2 separate regions of the Homo sapiens genome follow, and region 1 is linked to region 2. A link is a loop called in an ENCODE intact Hi-C map of the cell type or tissue named here. Cell type or tissue: heart left ventricle. All regions are shown on one strand. Each heading gives the region's core, and the rest is flanking DNA. Links, peaks and the distances in the headings are about the cores only. Region 1 has its middle 22 kb from the start of CDK14. Region 2 overlaps CDK14 (cyclin dependent kinase 14).

Region 1 (8,348 bases), core at 197-8,196, 56 kb before region 2:
GTGAAGCTCAAGGAGGTTAAATTGCTCCAAAGTCTACAGCTACATGATAATTACAAAAGCCACTATTTATGTTTTGCAGAGCTTGACCCTATGCAAAGCACTTTAGATCCATTAGGAAATTTTACCCTCCGTTGTAAATCACATTATGTCCATAATACAGATTAGGTGAGTGAAGCATCTTGTCCAGGGGCACATAGATATTAACTGGCAGTGTCAGAATTCTGAGTCAATTTTGTCTGACTCAAATCCTTGCTATTCTCACTCCCCTCTGCTGGTTCCCAAGGGAGATGGGTACAATTTCTGTTACAATTTCTTTTTCCATCTTGAACTTCTCTTCCCTTTTGCCAATGTTCATTCAATCATTCTGATCTTTCTCTTTGATAAAGGGCACAAAATCAAATGTGAGTAGACAGCTCCTTTGTCACCATATTGCATTGCATAGTCAATCTCAACAGTGGGTCTGTTCTTTCTTTGATCGTTTTCTTGTCTAATGTTTAATTTTCTCTGTTCATTGTCTCCAGATATTTTCACACATGCAGTCCTAAAATATCTTAAAAAGTAATATATTTTAAAATTGATGCATAAAATTTATCATTTTAATTTTACATTAAAATTTTATAATATAAAATTTTTTATATACAACTCTTTTACCAAGAGTTGTATATACTTACATATATATAATTTCTGATATAACTAATGACATCTAAAAAATAAATATCACATTATTCGTTGATATCTATACGGTGAGATCTAAATAGTATAGCAATTTGATGCCTTATCCTACTTTCTAATTTATTTTTTATTGTATGTATTTATGGTATATAGCATGATGTTTGGACATACATATATCCAGTGAAATGATTACTACAGTCAAACAAATTAACATATCCATCACCTTCCATAGTTACCTTTTGTGTGTGTGTGTTTGTTTGTGTGTGTGTTGTGTGTGTGATATGAGCACCTAAAATCTACTCTTAACAAATTATCAATGTATAATATTAAGTATAGCCATCAGGCTGTCCATTATATACTTTTAAAATATACATCATAAAGTTCTTCTTTACCTGCAGGACATTTTCTTTTGTTTATTTACTCCTTGAAATTATATTTCCATTCCACTTCCTACTATTTTTTCTACTTTAAAGAATTTCATAAGTACATACTTCTCCACAACAAAAATATGTAAAAAAATGAAAATAATTTTAAATTTCCTGTGATGGTTCAATTCTGTTAGAAAATTCTACACAATTTCTTAAAACCACATAAATATATTACAAATATTGATGGGTAATTATTAAACATAAAATGTAAGACTGCATTGGAATTGCAGTTCTTACTGAGATGGGTAGTATTTTCCCCCCATATACCCATGGTAAATATACCAGGAATAGCATCAGTGCTATGATTTGGTTGCTACAGGTGCTGAGAAGCTTTTCAACTAAATAAATAAATGGGAATGAGAGTTTTGTTATGGCAATGGGGCTCAATTCTTTGAATTCTTGTTCAGTTACACACCAAAAATTATATGGTAATCTATCATCAAGATGGTTTTTAGTGATCTCTCCTCTGTGGACTTGATTAGAAGTCTTTCACTTTGGTGAAAAGCAGAGAATTAGAATCCATCTAACTTGCAACAGGATTAATTATCCCATCATTGCAATCATTTTTTCCCCTTTTTTGAGTGTTCTAGAGGTTTTTGCACCTGAGGCAATGCATTCGTAGGCTTGGGATGAGTGTGAGGTATGCCTTTCTATATTATCAAGTGATAAAAGCAAGATGATTGGGCAGGGGAGATAGGAAAGGAGAACAGCCCGATGATGACCACAGGACAAGCTTATCAGAAAACCTATTCCTTTGAAACTATCCATGCCCACTTACCCCTTAGGAAAACTCCACATACCTTCCCTCCTCTGCCTGAAGACTGCTGATCTGTAGACTTCACTCATTTGGTGCTATAGCACCTTGGCACTGTGGATAAATGTTGAGGCTGATCTCCTACATTGTCCTGTGGGATGGCTTTTTTTCTCCTCCCATTTTTAGCACATATTTTCTTAAACTTTCAACTCTTTCAAAAGCTTCTTTAGTTAGCCATGTGTGGTGATGTGTGCCTGTAGTCCTAGCTACGATGGAAGCTGAGGCAGGAATGATCACTTGAGCCCAGGAGGTCGAGGCTACCGTGAGCCATGATCATGCTACTGCACTCCAGCCTGGGTAACAGAGTGAGACCCTGTCTCAAGAAATCAAGTAAAATAAAATAAAATAAAATAAAATAAAATAAAATAAAATACAATAAAAAATAAAGCTTCTTTAGGGCACTATAAATAAGACAGCAACATTTGTGCACAGATGTTTTATAATCCTGGCCAATTCAATTTTAAAAAAGAAATAAAAAGAGAAAGAAATAAGGAGAGAAAGGATGAAGAAGAAAGAAAAAGAAAGACCATAAGGAGTAAAGGAAGAAAGAAAGATCACAAATACTCTTGAAGATAGAGAGGAGAGTTACAAAAGGCTGATTCTGTATGGAGGGGCTGTACATGGTATATCAGGCATGTGGGGATTCAGGTTTCTCTTTCCACACGTATACAGACATTGACTGGTTACCTCTGTTCAGCATCTGTTCCTCGCTTCCCTCAGCAAGAGTACCCCCAGCTCATTCCCAATTATCTGGCTTTTATGATTGAGCCCATGTCAGCTCCATGAACAAGACCTGATTGCTGACCTAGGCCAATCAGTATATCCCATACTCCTGGCTATAGGAATTGATTGGTTCAGTTAAGCAAATAGTCCAGTCCAAGAGATTATGCTCATGCTTCTATGGAGAAAGAAAGCATACATGCTTTAAATATATCCGTTATTGGCAGAGAGACGCTTTCTTTGCTGCTGGACATGAGTGTGGAGATGTAGCACCAGGAGCCTCTGGTAGCCATCTTGCAACCATAAAGGCAAAAGTGTCTTAATTTTTTTTTTTTTAATTTTTGTGGGTACATAGTAGGTGTATATATTTATAGGATACTTGAGATGTTTTGACATAGGCATGCAATGTGAAACAAGCATATCATAGAGAATGGTATGCATCCCTTCAAGCATTTATCCTTTTAGTTACAAATAGTCCAATTACATTATATAAGTGACCCAACGCTATTGGTTTCTACTACAATTTTTTTTTTCAATCTTGAGCTTCTCAAAGTTCTTGGCAGGACCAAGAAAGAGAAAGAAACTGCGTGCCAGTCATGGTTATTTGACCAAATCAACCTCTATCTGATCCAGATAAGTCCCCAAATATTCTGTTATGTGAACCAATGAAATTTCCTTATTGTTTTTCAGTTTTAATGGGATTTCAGTGACTTGCAGAAAGAATGATAAATTATATAAAAAGTAATAATATAGTAACTCACTGTAATCAGAATATCTCTGCATTTATTTTTACTCTTTTTTTTCTGCACATATTGGGATTCACAGACACATGTTTTGAAGAAAGCATAGCGTTGCTTAAAAACAATGAAAAGCCACAGACCTAAAAAGAAAAAAGAAAAGAAAAGCCATAGACTTAGATCTTGATTCATGTCAGGAAAGATACTGGTGTTTATGGGGGTCAATACATAGCACCCATCTTTTCTCTACCTCATCTCCAAAGCCACTGAGATCTAGATCAAAATGTGAATATTCTTCTGATGGAGCTGCTGCAGTCATGGCGAGCTTCCTAATAGTTCAGACCTAGCTGGACTTTCTCACCCAGCCACAGGCAGCACCGAGCCAGCACAGGCCTGTTCTTGGGAAACTAATGATAAGGGTGCATAAACAAATGAAGACTTCATAGACAGGCTGACTTTTAAGAGAAGAGAGAAAGGAGGGGCATGGCTACAGTACCAGTGTCTTATCTCAGCCAGTATGTCAATCCTCTTACCCAGAATAAGATAAGAATAGTCAGGGGCTGAGAGTCAAGAAAGCAAATGTACAAAAATATGTAATGAGAATTGTGGCAAATACTAGAAAGGAAACAAACAAGGCCTTGTGAGAAAATAACTGGGCAGGGCTGCTTTAAAAGGGATAGCCCAGCAAGGCTCTATGAGAGGACATTTAAACTGAAGCCCAAAGGACGAAAAGGAAACTGTCATTCAAATGGGGGAGGAGATTAGAGACAGGAGAGCATTCCAGGTTGAAAGATCCTGCAAATACAAAGTCCCCAGGGTGGGGATGAGTATAGGCTAGGGGTGCACAAGGTGAAGCCTTTAGGCAAGGCTGAACCATGCCTTAAGTGGGGATCAGGTGTTTGGATTTTGTTCCAAGTGCAATGGGGAGTTGTTGAACCATCAAATAGGAGAGTGACATGAACTGATTTATGGTTTCAAAAAATACCTTTGGCTGTTCTGAAAATGAGCTGGGCAGGTTTCAGAGCAGAGACAGGGAGGTCAGTTGGGAGAACATTGTAGTAGCCCAGATAAGAGATAGTGGTCTAAAGCAGTGCCAGTGGATATACGCAGAAGGTAATGGGTCTGAGACATATTTTGGAGTTGGCTAGACACAGTATGCTGATGGATTAAATATAGTTGACTAAGGGGTGCCTAGATTTTTTGCCTAGAGCAAAAACATATATTATTTCCTCCCTCCCTTCCTTTCTTTCTTTCTTCTTTCTGTAAATAAAATGTACAAGAGGCCATTGGTTTGGACTTAACTCCTGCACTAAGCCCAACAGACCAAACCAAATGGAGTTACTCGTGCTGAAGTTCCAAGCCACCATGCTGAAATTAATCTGTTTATCTGAACTTCAGAGAAATCAGGGGAAAGAGAGATAATAGCCAAATCCCCAAACAGGCCAGTTTTAGCTAGCATGATAAAGAAGTCACTTCTGCTTTAACCTTTACAAAGAAAGTAACTATGAAATGACCAATCCACTTTTTATTCTCAGTTTCGTTTATTCAGCCTATAAAGTCAATCTCTTCTGCTCAGCTCCTCGGAATACCAATTCTATTTTATAGGGATTGCCTGATTCTGGAATCACAAATAAAAGTCAATTAGATCTTTAAACCAAACTTGTGATTTTGTCTTTGACCCTTCCTTTTTTCCTCTTTTTCTTCTTTCTTTCTCTTCCTCTTCTATTCTTCTTTGCCTTATTCATATTTTTTTGTATGAGAAGAGTACATCAATATTTCATGTACAGACATGTTAAGTTTGAGATATATAGTCGAGATTCAACTATAAGGATAAGAGATTCTGGAGTTTAAAGGAGATGTTTAGTTTGGATACATATATATATATTTGGGAATTATCAGCAATTACATGGCATTTAAAGCCACAGGAATAATTGAGAGCATCTAGGGAGAGGGTAAAAGAAGAGAAGAAGTGCAAGGAATCAGAAGATCTCCAACATTTAGAAGTCTAATAGAAGCAAAGGAGCTAGAAAGGAAACTGAAAATGCATAGCCAGTTGGGTAGGTGGAAAACTAGAATATAGCCTCATGGAAGTCAAGGGAAGAGCACTTTAAAGGAGGGGGTGGCCAACTGTATCATATGCACAACAAGAACACGGTGAAATGAAGACAGAAAGATCTCTTGCATTTTGTCCCATGGAAGTCTTAGGTTGCCCGTAACAAGAGCAGTTTTAGTAGGGGAAAGAAAGATAATCATAAAGAGTTGAAGAATGAATGGGACGGGGAAAGGATGGTCTCATCAACAAATAATTTTAGGATATTTGGATATCTATTGCAGAAGAAAAAAATTAGACCCTTATCTCATACCATATACAAAAATCAACTCAAAATGGATTGAAGATTAAACATAAGACCTGAAAATATAAGACTACTAGAAGAAAACATAGGGACTTAGCTCCATGACATTGGTTTGGGCAATTACTTTTTGGATATGACCCCCAAAGTACAAGCAACAAAAGTGAAAATAAACAAATGGGATTATATCAAACTAAAAAGCTTCTGCACAGCAAAGGAAATGATCAACAGCATGAAAAAACAACCTATATAATGGGAGAAAATATTTTCAAACCATACATCAGCTAAGGGGTTAATATTCAAAGTATATAAGGAACTCAAAAACTTACTAGGAAGAAAACAAATAACTCAATTTAAAAAATGGGCAAAGGACCTGAATAGACATTTCTCAAAAGAGGACATACAAATGATCAACAGGTATATGGGGGGAAGAAAAAAGCTCAATAACACTAATCATTAGAGAAATACAAATGTAAACTACAATAACATATGACCTCACAACTATTAGAATAGCTATTATGAAAACGACAAACGATAACAAGTGTTGGTGAGGATGTGGAGAAAAGGGAACCCTAGCACACTGTTTGTGGGAATGTAAATTAGCACAGCCATTATGGAAAACAGCGTGGAGATTCCTCTTAAAAATAAAACTGCCGTATGACCCAGCAATTCCACTTCTGGGTACATATCCAAAGGAAATGAAATCAGTATGTAGAAAAGATATCTGCACTCCCATGATCCCTGCAGCACTATTCACAATAGCGAAGATATGGAATCAACCTGTGTTCATCAATGAATGAATGGATAAAATATATGTGGTATATATGAAAAACTATTCAGCCTTAATAAAGAAGGAAATCCTGTCTTTTGTGACAATATGGATGAACCTGGAGAACATTATGTTAAGTACAGTAAGACAGGCACAGAAAGAAATACCATATGACCTCACTCATATATAGAATCTGAAAATTTGAACTCATGGAAGCAGAGAGTAGAATGGTGGTTACCGAGGGTTGTGGAGGGAGAGAGGTTGGGGAGTTGTTGATCAAAGGACACAAAACCTGAGTTAGACAGGAGGAATAAGTTAAAGAGATCTATTGTATAGTGCGGTGACTACAGTTAATAACAATGTATTGCATGCTCAAATGTTGCTAAGAGTAGATTTTAAGTGCTCTCACCACAAAGAAAGTGAGATAATGCATATGTTAATTTACTTTATTTAGCCACTCCACAATATATACATATTTCAAAACATCATGTTGTACACTGAAATTTTTAAAAAATCATTAAAGCACCCAAAAAGCCTATAAAATAAAAATAAATAAACAATAATTTAAATGAAGAACAAGAATGAATGGGAGGTGAAGAAATGGAAACAGAGCTCTAGAAAACTCTTTTTGATAGATTTTGCTGTGAAGGGGGAGTTGAAAAGCTGTAAATAGAAGGAAATGTGGGGCCAAAGGAGGTGTTTGTGTGTTTCTTTGCTTGTTTAAAGATGGGAGATTCTATGGCTGTCTGTTTGCTGATGGAGCTGTGATCTAGTAAGGTGGGATGTAGTGACATGCAGGAGAGAAAAGGGTAAAGCAAAGAAGTGAGGTCTTCGAGAGGAAGGGAGGAAATAGTCCAAAGCACAAAGATTGAGACTGAAAATTGAGAGTGAAGCCTGCCCTTCGCCTAACTGGAGAGAAAAAGAAGGTAGAAGCAGAAATGAGGCTGGGCATGGTGGCTCATGCCTGTAATCCCAGCACTTTGGGAGGCTGAGGCAGGAGGATAACTTGAGGCTAGGAGTTCGAGACCAGCCTGGGCAATATTAGCAAGACCCCATCTCTACAAAAAAATTAAAAATTAGACAGGCATAGCTGAGTAGCTGGAGCTACAGGCGTGCACCACCTGTGTGCCGCCTGCTCTACAGGTGGCACACACCTGTAGTCCCAGGTATTTAAGACACTGACGCAGGAGGATCACTTGAGCCCAGGAGTTCGAGACTGCAGTGAGCCATGATCGCTTCACTGCACTCCAGCCTGGGCCACAGAGCGAGCCTCTGTCTCAAAAAAATGAAAAGAAGGCCAGGCACAGTGGCTCACGCCTGTAATCCCAGCACTTTGGGAGGCCAAGGCGGGCAGATCACCTGAGCTCAGGAGTTTGAGAACAGCCTGGCCAACATGGTGAAACCCCGTCTCTACTAAAATGCAAAAATTAGCTGGGTGTGGTGGTGTGTGCTTGTAATCCCAGCTACTCAGGAGGCTGAGGCAGGAGAGCTGCTTGAACCTGGGAGGCAGGGGTTGCAGTGAGCCGAGATCACGCCACTGCACTCCAGCCTGGGTGACAGAATGAGACTTGATCTCCAAAAAATAAAATAAAATAAAATAAAATAAAATAAAATAAAATAAAATAAAATAAAAAAAAAAACAAAACGAAACAGACATGAGCAGGCAAAGAAGATGAGTGAGGTTCTGTCTGATTTTCTATTTTCTTACTGCTATCCAAGGCCTAGGATAGAGTAATATAGCTATATCACCCTCAATAATTACGATGTCTTATAATTATATTTTAAATCCTGCCATGTATAAATCAAAATATGACTTAATTGGTAACGTTATGAGACTTTCCATAGATATAAATTTAC
Region 2 (8,348 bases), core at 121-8,120:
CTATTTTTATTAAATACTTGATGTTTCTCTCTTCTTTGGGTATAAATTTAGAGACCCTCAGGCAGACATTTCTGAAAGGGCTCTCTTACTCAGCTGTTGTTAAAATGAAGAGATCAATACTGCCAAGCACCTCTTTTTGTTTGGCTACCTCCAAAATTCATGTTTTCTGCAGTTATTCTCTAGGATTATCTGTGATTATCTGTAATTTCTATAATTTATCTATAGATTATAATCTAAACTGAAGATTGATGCATGTATAATTCTAATGAGCTTCTCGACCAGCACTGTTCAATAGATACATAATGCAAATTTCATGTCATTAACATTTTTCTTGTAGTTACGTTAAAAACGTAAAAGAAGCCAGGTGTTGTGGCTCAGGCCTATAATCCTAGGTCTTTCAGAGGCTAAGGTGGGAGGATGGCTTGAGCCCAGGAGTTGGAGACCAGCCTGGGCAATATAGTGAAACCTCATCTCTACAAAAAAATAAAATTAGCCAGGTGTGATGTGTGTCTGTCATGTAGTCCTAGCTGCTCCACAGGTTGAGGTGGGACGATCACTTGAGCCCAGAGTTTGAGGCTGCAGTGAGCTCTGATTGCACCATCGCACTCCAGTCTCGGTGATAGAATGAGACCCTGTCTCAAAAAACAAAACAAAACAAAAACAGCAAAAAACAAAAACAAAAACAAAACAAAAAAAGAAAAGTAAAAGAAACAGATAACTTTACTTTTATTATACTTGAAAAACCCCATATATAAAAATATAATTTGGACATTAAAGTTATTATTGAGATTTTTACTCTTATTTTGTATTGCTTTAAAAATCTGCTTGTGTACTTTATTATACATCTCAATTTAGACTAGCCACATTTCAGGTGCTCATTAGCCACATGTGGCTAGTGGCTACTATTGGTCAGCACAGATTTTTTTTTTTTGACAGGGTCTCCTTTTTTGTCCAGGTTGGGGTGCAGTGGTGCAATCATGGCTCACTGTAGTGTCACCCTCCCAAGCTCAAGTGATTTTCCCACCTCAGCCTCCCAAGTAGCTGTGATTACAGGCGCATGCCACCACACCTGGCTAAGTTTTAAAAATTTTTTGTAGAGACAGAGGTCTGACTGTGTTGCCCAGGCTGGACTCAAACTCCTGGGCTCAAGCAATCCTCGTGTTTTGGCCTCCCAAACTGCTGGGATTACAGGCATGAGCCACTGTGCCCAGCTAGCACAGATCTTTACTGTAACTTTTCTTCTTACTATAAAAAGCATTGCGTTATACTGGCAATTATTTTCCCATCAAAGTGGCCTAGAAAAGAGACATGAATCTGGCCTCATGTCTTTGCTCATAATTAACACATTTCTAGAGAGATTTCCTTTGTTAGAAAAACTAATTGTGGGATTAATGATCTCAGAACGTGAATTCAACTGTAGCACCTAAACAGGTGCTACTGAAGTCACCTAAACAGCAGGCTGAATTCTTGACCAATAGTGATAAAAACTGCTTTGTCTTATGGTAGGAGTAGCAGTCAGGACAAGACTCAGCATTTAGCGAAATCCCTGGAGGGATTCTCCCACATAGGAGCCGTGCAACTCAGTTTTATGCTCCTAAAATCTACTGCAAAGCTGTGAATGCTTTTTGTTTGTGATTTGCACTTCATTTTTTTCTTCTCAATTATTATTATTTTTTGAGACAGGGTCTTGCTCTACTAGTCCAGAGTACAAGTGGTGCAATCATGGCTCACTACGGCCTTGACCTCCCAGGGTCAAGTGATCCTCCCACTTCGGCCTCCCAAGTAGTTGGGACCACAGGTGTGTGCCACTATGCATGGCAATTTTTATTTTTATTTTTGTAGAGACGGGGTTCTGCTGTGTTGCCCAAGTTGGTCTTGAACTCCTGGACTCAAGTAATCTACCTGCCTTAGCCTCCCAAAGTGTTGGGATTACAGGCGTGAGCCACCGTGCCTGGCCAGAAAGGTGATTTTTTAGGATTCTAGCTTGTTTGCTTTCCTTCCCACCCCAAGATAACTTTTGTTATAGCAGCTTGCCTGCTTTCTGTTTCATTTTTCACCCTGATTTTTCCAGGACTCCTCAATCACTTCCAAGTGTTAAAGGCCATTACTGATTCTTAAATGTAGATGGCTATGGCTGAATTTCAGCCATTGAGGGTCCATATGATCTATTCTGCCACAGTCCTTCTCAAACTTCAGTGTGGATGTGAATCACCTGGGGATCTTGTTAAGATGAAATTTGGGCCAGGCATAGTGGCTCATGCCTGTAATTCCAGTGATTGGGGAGGCTGATGTAGGAGGATCAGTAGAGGCCAGGAGTTTGAGACCAGCCTAGGCAACATAGTGAGATACCTTGTCTCTAAAAATATATATATATTTAAAAAACAACTTAGACAGGCATGGGGTTGCGTGCCTGTAGTCCCAGTTACTCAGGAGACTCAAGGCGGGAGGATCATTTGAGTCCAGATGTTGCAGGCTGCAGTGAGTTATGATCACACCCACCACTGCACTCCAGCCTTGGCGACAGAGTGAGACCCTGACCCTTAAGAAGAGAGAGAGACAGAGAGAGAGAGAGTGAGACTGATTTGATGCAGTAGGTCTGAGATGAAAGTTTGCATTTTTCACAGACTCTCAGGTAATGTTGATGACTCTGGTCCAGAGACCACGTAGAGATCTAGTATATGATAGCAAAATGCTGCTGTCTTATACCAGCCTGCAGCAAAGACATTAAAAAAAATGTAGTGAGGTTTTCCACCAAGCTAAAAGTACTTTTTTGTTTTATATATATTTTTTTAAATTCAGAGATGATTTCATTACTGCCTCTTGCTACTACGGCAATTACAAATGATAGTTATTATTAATATTTTTAAATGACCTTTCATGGCAAAATTATACAGCTGCCAACCCTACTTATGTCTCCAAGTTAATAAAAGAATTTTAGTAGTTCACAAACTCCTCAAGTCTGATGCCACCCCACCATCTAAATTAGCAGTTTATAGCTTTCCTTCATGGCATTTATAGTATTTTGTATTGACATAATTACTTGGACAGTTGTTTAATGTCACTTTCCCCACTGTGCTCTAAGCTCTTGCTCTGTATTTTTAATCACTTTGTCCCTAGTGTCTCACTAGCACTGGGTCTGGTGTCTGTCTGTCCCTAGTCAATACTTTTAGGATGCCTTTATTCAGTGGGTCTCAGTAGGAGTGGTACTGCCCTCTAATGGAGTGTTTTGGAAATTGATGGGAACTACTGGTTGTCCCAAATAATGAAGTGTGCTACTGGTGTTTGGTGGGCAGGGGTTAAAGGGTGCCAGACATTCTGTAGTGTACAGAACAGCTAACTAAGTGAATGCTTATTTGATGCCTTTTGCAAAATCTTTGAATGTCCATGTTGGAGATTCAATTGATGAAAAACCTATTTGTAATTACCTAAACCAAAAACCTAACTTGGCTGGGTGCGGTGGCTCACACCTGTAATCTCAGTCCTTTGGGAGGCCGAGGTGGGTGGATCACTTGAGGCCGGGAGTTGGAGACCAGCCTGACCAACATGGTGAAACCCCATTTCTATTAAAAATACAAAAATTAGCCAGGCGTGGTGGCGTGCGCCTGTAATCACATCTGCTTGGGAAGCTGAGGCACAAGAATCACTTAAGCCTGGGAGGCAGAGGTTGCAGTGAGCCAAGATAGCGGCCAAGATAGTGCTACTGCACTCCAGCCTGGGCAACAGAACGAGACACTGTCTCAAACAAAACAAAACAAAACAAAACAAAACAAAACAAAACAAAACAAAACACCACACACAAAACCACAAAAAACAAAACAAAAACCCAACTCCATTTAACATTTAAAGACAACTATATTTATGTATGTCCAGTTTTAATACACATACAGTCATGCATCACTAATGATGGGGGCACATTCTGAGAAATGTGTCATGAGGCAGCTTTTTTGTTGTACAGACATCATAGAGTATATTTACACACACCTAGATGGTATAGCCTATTGCACACCTAAGCTATATGGTATAGCCTATTGTTCCTGGGCTGCCTGTATAGTATGTTACTGTAGGTAGTTGTAACACAATGGTAAGTACTTGTGTATCTAAACATAGGAAAGGTATAGTTAAAATATGATAATATAATCTTATGGGACCAGAATTATATATGAAGTTTTTGTTGACTGAAATGTCATTATGCAACACATGACTGTATTCTGAAATTTTCAGAAATGCAGCTGCTGAGTACTTCAAAAGTTGTACTTTGACTTATTAGCAACATTACAAAGTAACGTCTACCATTCTGGCAAATCCCATCCTTAGTAGCAGTGATGTTTGTGGTATTTGAATTATTATGTATATAACTGCACTAATACACGTTTGTAGGAAATATGATGGTTATGTATATGTGTGTGTGTACATACAAATTTAGCCCTTATTCTAAATTATCCAATAAAAATTGTTGAGAATATTCAGGTGAATTTTTTTTACTTTTTTAAAATCCAAATTTACCCATTAAAAGTGGTTGCAAGCATCTCACTACATCATTAAATCATTTGGTGGTGTTATCTCTGAGTATTTACATCTTGGGGTGTGTATGTGTGTGTGTGTGTGTGTGTGTGTGTGTACCTAAATCACACATATGAAAGACAATAAAAGTTAATCTCTTTTATTTTCTTTTTATATTACATTTTGGACTTTATGTTGTTTTTCTTTCTCTGCATGCATACCATCTCTGTATATTACAAACACTTACTATCAAAAGGTGGTGGTACTCTGATAGGATTCAGAACCCCCCTTCTCATGGAAGCAGCATGGAATCAAGGATTTCTGCCTTCTGGTCTTGGTTTATTTCTCTAAGCTGCTCACATAACTTTTCTGAATTTGTTGGGTGATCTACATTATCACTGATAAGGTAAGTCATGATGTGATAAGTCACAGCAGATGTTTCATGAATGACTGGACATGTAGAAAATGCCTTGCTTACATGGTGACTCTTAGCCAGGGCTCCTCAGAAAGGCAGACTGTCCACCTGAGACCCACCGTTCTGCTTCACTTGCATTTTCATTTAGGGAGAGCAGACCACCTTGGAGGAAGGGATTTGGCTAATGATAAGGTATGAGGTAGAGTGGGGAAGTATGGTAGTGGTGGGGTAGTATTAATGAGTGAATAAAAGCAGAGTATGTTTTACCTTTCTGGGAAGCAGTTAAGATCCTTAGACTAGGGGCCACTATTGTAAGGATTTTTTGACAGTTCCATGTTTATCTGTTTCTTAGTGATTAACAACCAAACCCATGAAGACTTATAGACTGGGGAGACTTTTGTGTCTTGTTCAGCAGTTGGTTTGGAGTGGACCACAAAGCTCAGAGGCAAAAGAGTAGTGCACAGTGTACACAGTTGGTACTAAGAAAGGCCCTCGGGGACTGGGTTACGAGGTTTCGCAGCAGAAAGTCCCTTCAAGCACATGATTTTAGTCTGCCTAGATCTGGCTAGAATGTTGCTCATTAATTGGAGCTAGAAAGATACAGGAAGCTCAAGGGTAAATGGCACTGGAAAAAGGTCACTGAAGGTGAATCCATTTAAGATGAAGATCAAGGAACTAGTGCATGGCTGCCATGTTGCAGCAGGACAGTAATGATGACACTGAAGGTGTTTCACCCTTCAATGCAGAAGAGAAGACAACTTAGTAGACCAAAAATGCTTCTCAGAATAGGGGATTAAAAACAATAGACCAAAAAAAAATTAGACACCCAATAGCGTAATTTTTCTGTTTACTCTTTTGAGTGCATGCAGTTATAATCCATCTTCTCTGTGAATTGCTCAGCAGCAGCTATACTGCGTGGATGGTGACAGTTCTCTTGTTGCCATGTGATTTGGGGGCAGTGAAGACTGTCACAGGTAGACTGATGGTGGACCTGCATTGGTGGAATCATACTGATGAAGATGAGAAGAACCACTGGGTGTCCAGGAAGAGCCACTGGGAGTCCAGGAAGGCATCCCCTCAAGATAACAAAACTGTCTCAGAGGCTGAATCAAGGATCTTTTGGTTGGGATTTATTGCCTGTTCAGTGCTGTGGGTGGTAATTGCCTTTAGTGCCCTCTTCTTTTTTGGAGTAAAGTGATTGGCAGTGGTTATCATGGGTGTGGCGCTGCAAGATGCCAACCTATATGGTTACATCAGGTATAAAGTTGGCAGTAGAAGGAATTTAACCAGCATGGCTATCTTGTAGCCTGGAAAGCAGTTTTTAAGACAAAACAGTAAAGATAATCTGACTTCCAGACTAGAGAGAATGCTCTTATATCTTTTATTATACTGGGGAATGAAGACATTTTTGACACCGAACCTTTTAGTGCCCAGTCCATGTTGTAATGAGGAGTGTTGGCTCTATTTTTCCACTTAAAAGCTTTACTTGTTTTAAAAAAGGAAAATTAGTTTTTATACTTTTTATTTTCTTTCCAGTAGTTGGGGCTAGAAAATATGTTGTCACTAGAAACATTGTGAAAATTTGTCTTACAGGCTGGGCACGGTGGCTCACACCTGTAATCCCAGACCTTTGGGAAGCCGAGGTGGGCGGATCACCTGAGGTCAGGAATTCGAGACCAGCCTGGCCAACATGACGAAACCCCATCTCTACTAAAAATACAGAAATTAGCTGGGTGTGGTGGCACATGCCTGTAGTCTGTAGTCTCAGCCACTCGGGAGACTGAGGCAGGAGAATTGCTTGAATCTGGGAGGTGGAGGTTGCAGTAAGCCGAGACTGTGCTACTACGCTCCAGCCTGGGCGACAAAGCGAGATTCTGTCTCAAAAAAAAAAAAAAATTGTTTTGCAGTGTACATAGGTATGCACATAGTCATATAATATCAATATGTCCCAAATTAATGAAAATGTGTTCATTTACGTAAGTATGGAGACTTTTGCATTTTGATTCATAGAACATGAGAGGATGTTAGTCTGTCTCAAAACTCTGTATGTTTACATATTATTTATGTTGACTATTTTCAGAAGTAAATTTTGCTTCCATGATAAAAGTGAGCATTTTGGCTTATGCGTAAGTTAGAAATAATTATTAATTTTTAATATGTACCTCATGGTAAAATTTCTTAGATATATGCAAACAATTAAAAACCAAATTTGGGTCAGTGGTGTTAACTAGTTTCTGAAATTTTGTTTATTTTTATTTGTAACAATTCATTGACTTAAGGCCCAATTAATACAAATGGAATCACCATAGTTTATGTTTAAGGAATACACAGAGATTGCTACTGTTCCATTTATTTTACGGTAAGGATAGACAAATTTTACCTTGGAGCTTCCTACAAGCTGTTCAGTGTTCCTTGAGCGAATAAAATCTATCTTTTGTCTCTAAAAGAGCATTATTCATATGTCATAATGACAGTAATCATTTAAATACTTGGCATAATAAATGCCTAAAAGACATTTTATTTTATAAATCTTTTTTTTTCTTTCTATGATGGGTATATTGTAAATCATGCATTTGTATTAATGGTATTTCTTAAAGCAGTAGATGTAACTGTAAACTAAATCAGTCTACAAACTATTCTAGGCACCCATAGATTCTGTTGTAGGTACTGTAAACTTTGTTGGAGACTTTAGTCGGCAGATTATGTTGTGAATATATTTGTACTTTGTTAAAATATTTTAAAAGATGTTTAATTGAATACGTGTCTTTTTTGGACTAGTAGCTGTGAAGGTATAAAACTTTATATTTGTATAAAATTGCTGTTTATAGAGCAAAAGAAAATGAAGATCAAAAATTTATGGTTAATATGCATAGAAAGTTTGATTAGAATTGAGTCTTTTTGTTTCTTTTATGATTTTCTTTTTTTTAATTATTATTATACTTTAAGTTTTAGGGTACATGTGCACAATGTGCAGGTTAGTTACATATGTATAAATGTGCCATGTTGGGGTGCTGCACCCATTAACTCATCATTTAGCATTAGGTATATCTCCTAATGCTGTCCCTCCCCCCTCCCCCCACCCCACAGCAGTCCCCAGAGTGTGATGTTCCCCTTCCTGTGTCCATGTGTTCTCATTGTTCAATTCCCATCTATGAGTGAGAACATGCAGTGTTTGGTTTTTTGTCCTTGCGATAGTTTACTGAGAATGATTTCCAATTTCATCCATGTCCCTACAAAGGACATGAACTCATCATTTTTTATGGCTGCATAGTATTCCATGGTGTATATGTGCCACATTTTCTTAATCCAGTCTATCATTGTTGGACATTTGGGTTGGTTCCAAGTCTTTGCTATTGTGAATAGTGCCTCAGTAAACATACGTGTGCATGTGTCTTTATAGCAGCACGATTTATAGTCCTTTGGGTATATACCC

Evidence for each region. A loop is a pair of places that touch in the nucleus more often than their neighbours do. Peaks named below come from ENCODE experiments on the same cell type or tissue, not always from the same donor. Only the 100,000 strongest peaks of a DNase experiment are listed, where the experiment ranks them.
Region 1: a loop joins it to region 2, with 2.2 times the contacts of the local background. A loop is called at or near these places in 3 of 110 quality-filtered maps.

Annotation. Positions count from the first base shown.
Region 1 is chr7:90,570,556-90,578,903 of GRCh38, forward strand. No RefSeq gene overlaps it. Among named protein-coding and RNA genes, the nearest start is that of CDK14, 22 kb to the right of the region's middle. In heart left ventricle, for the core only: no CTCF peak of the experiment used is centred there; a DNase peak (open chromatin) is centred at 3,739; H3K27ac peaks cover 1,201 bases.
Region 2 is chr7:90,626,300-90,634,647 of GRCh38, forward strand. All of the region lies in intron 2 of CDK14 (cyclin dependent kinase 14), which reads left to right. It also overlaps the pseudogene TVP23CP1. Among named protein-coding and RNA genes, the nearest start is that of CDK14, 34 kb to the left of the region's middle. In heart left ventricle, for the core only: a CTCF peak has its summit at 3,224 (motif pointing left); no DNase peak of the experiment used is centred there.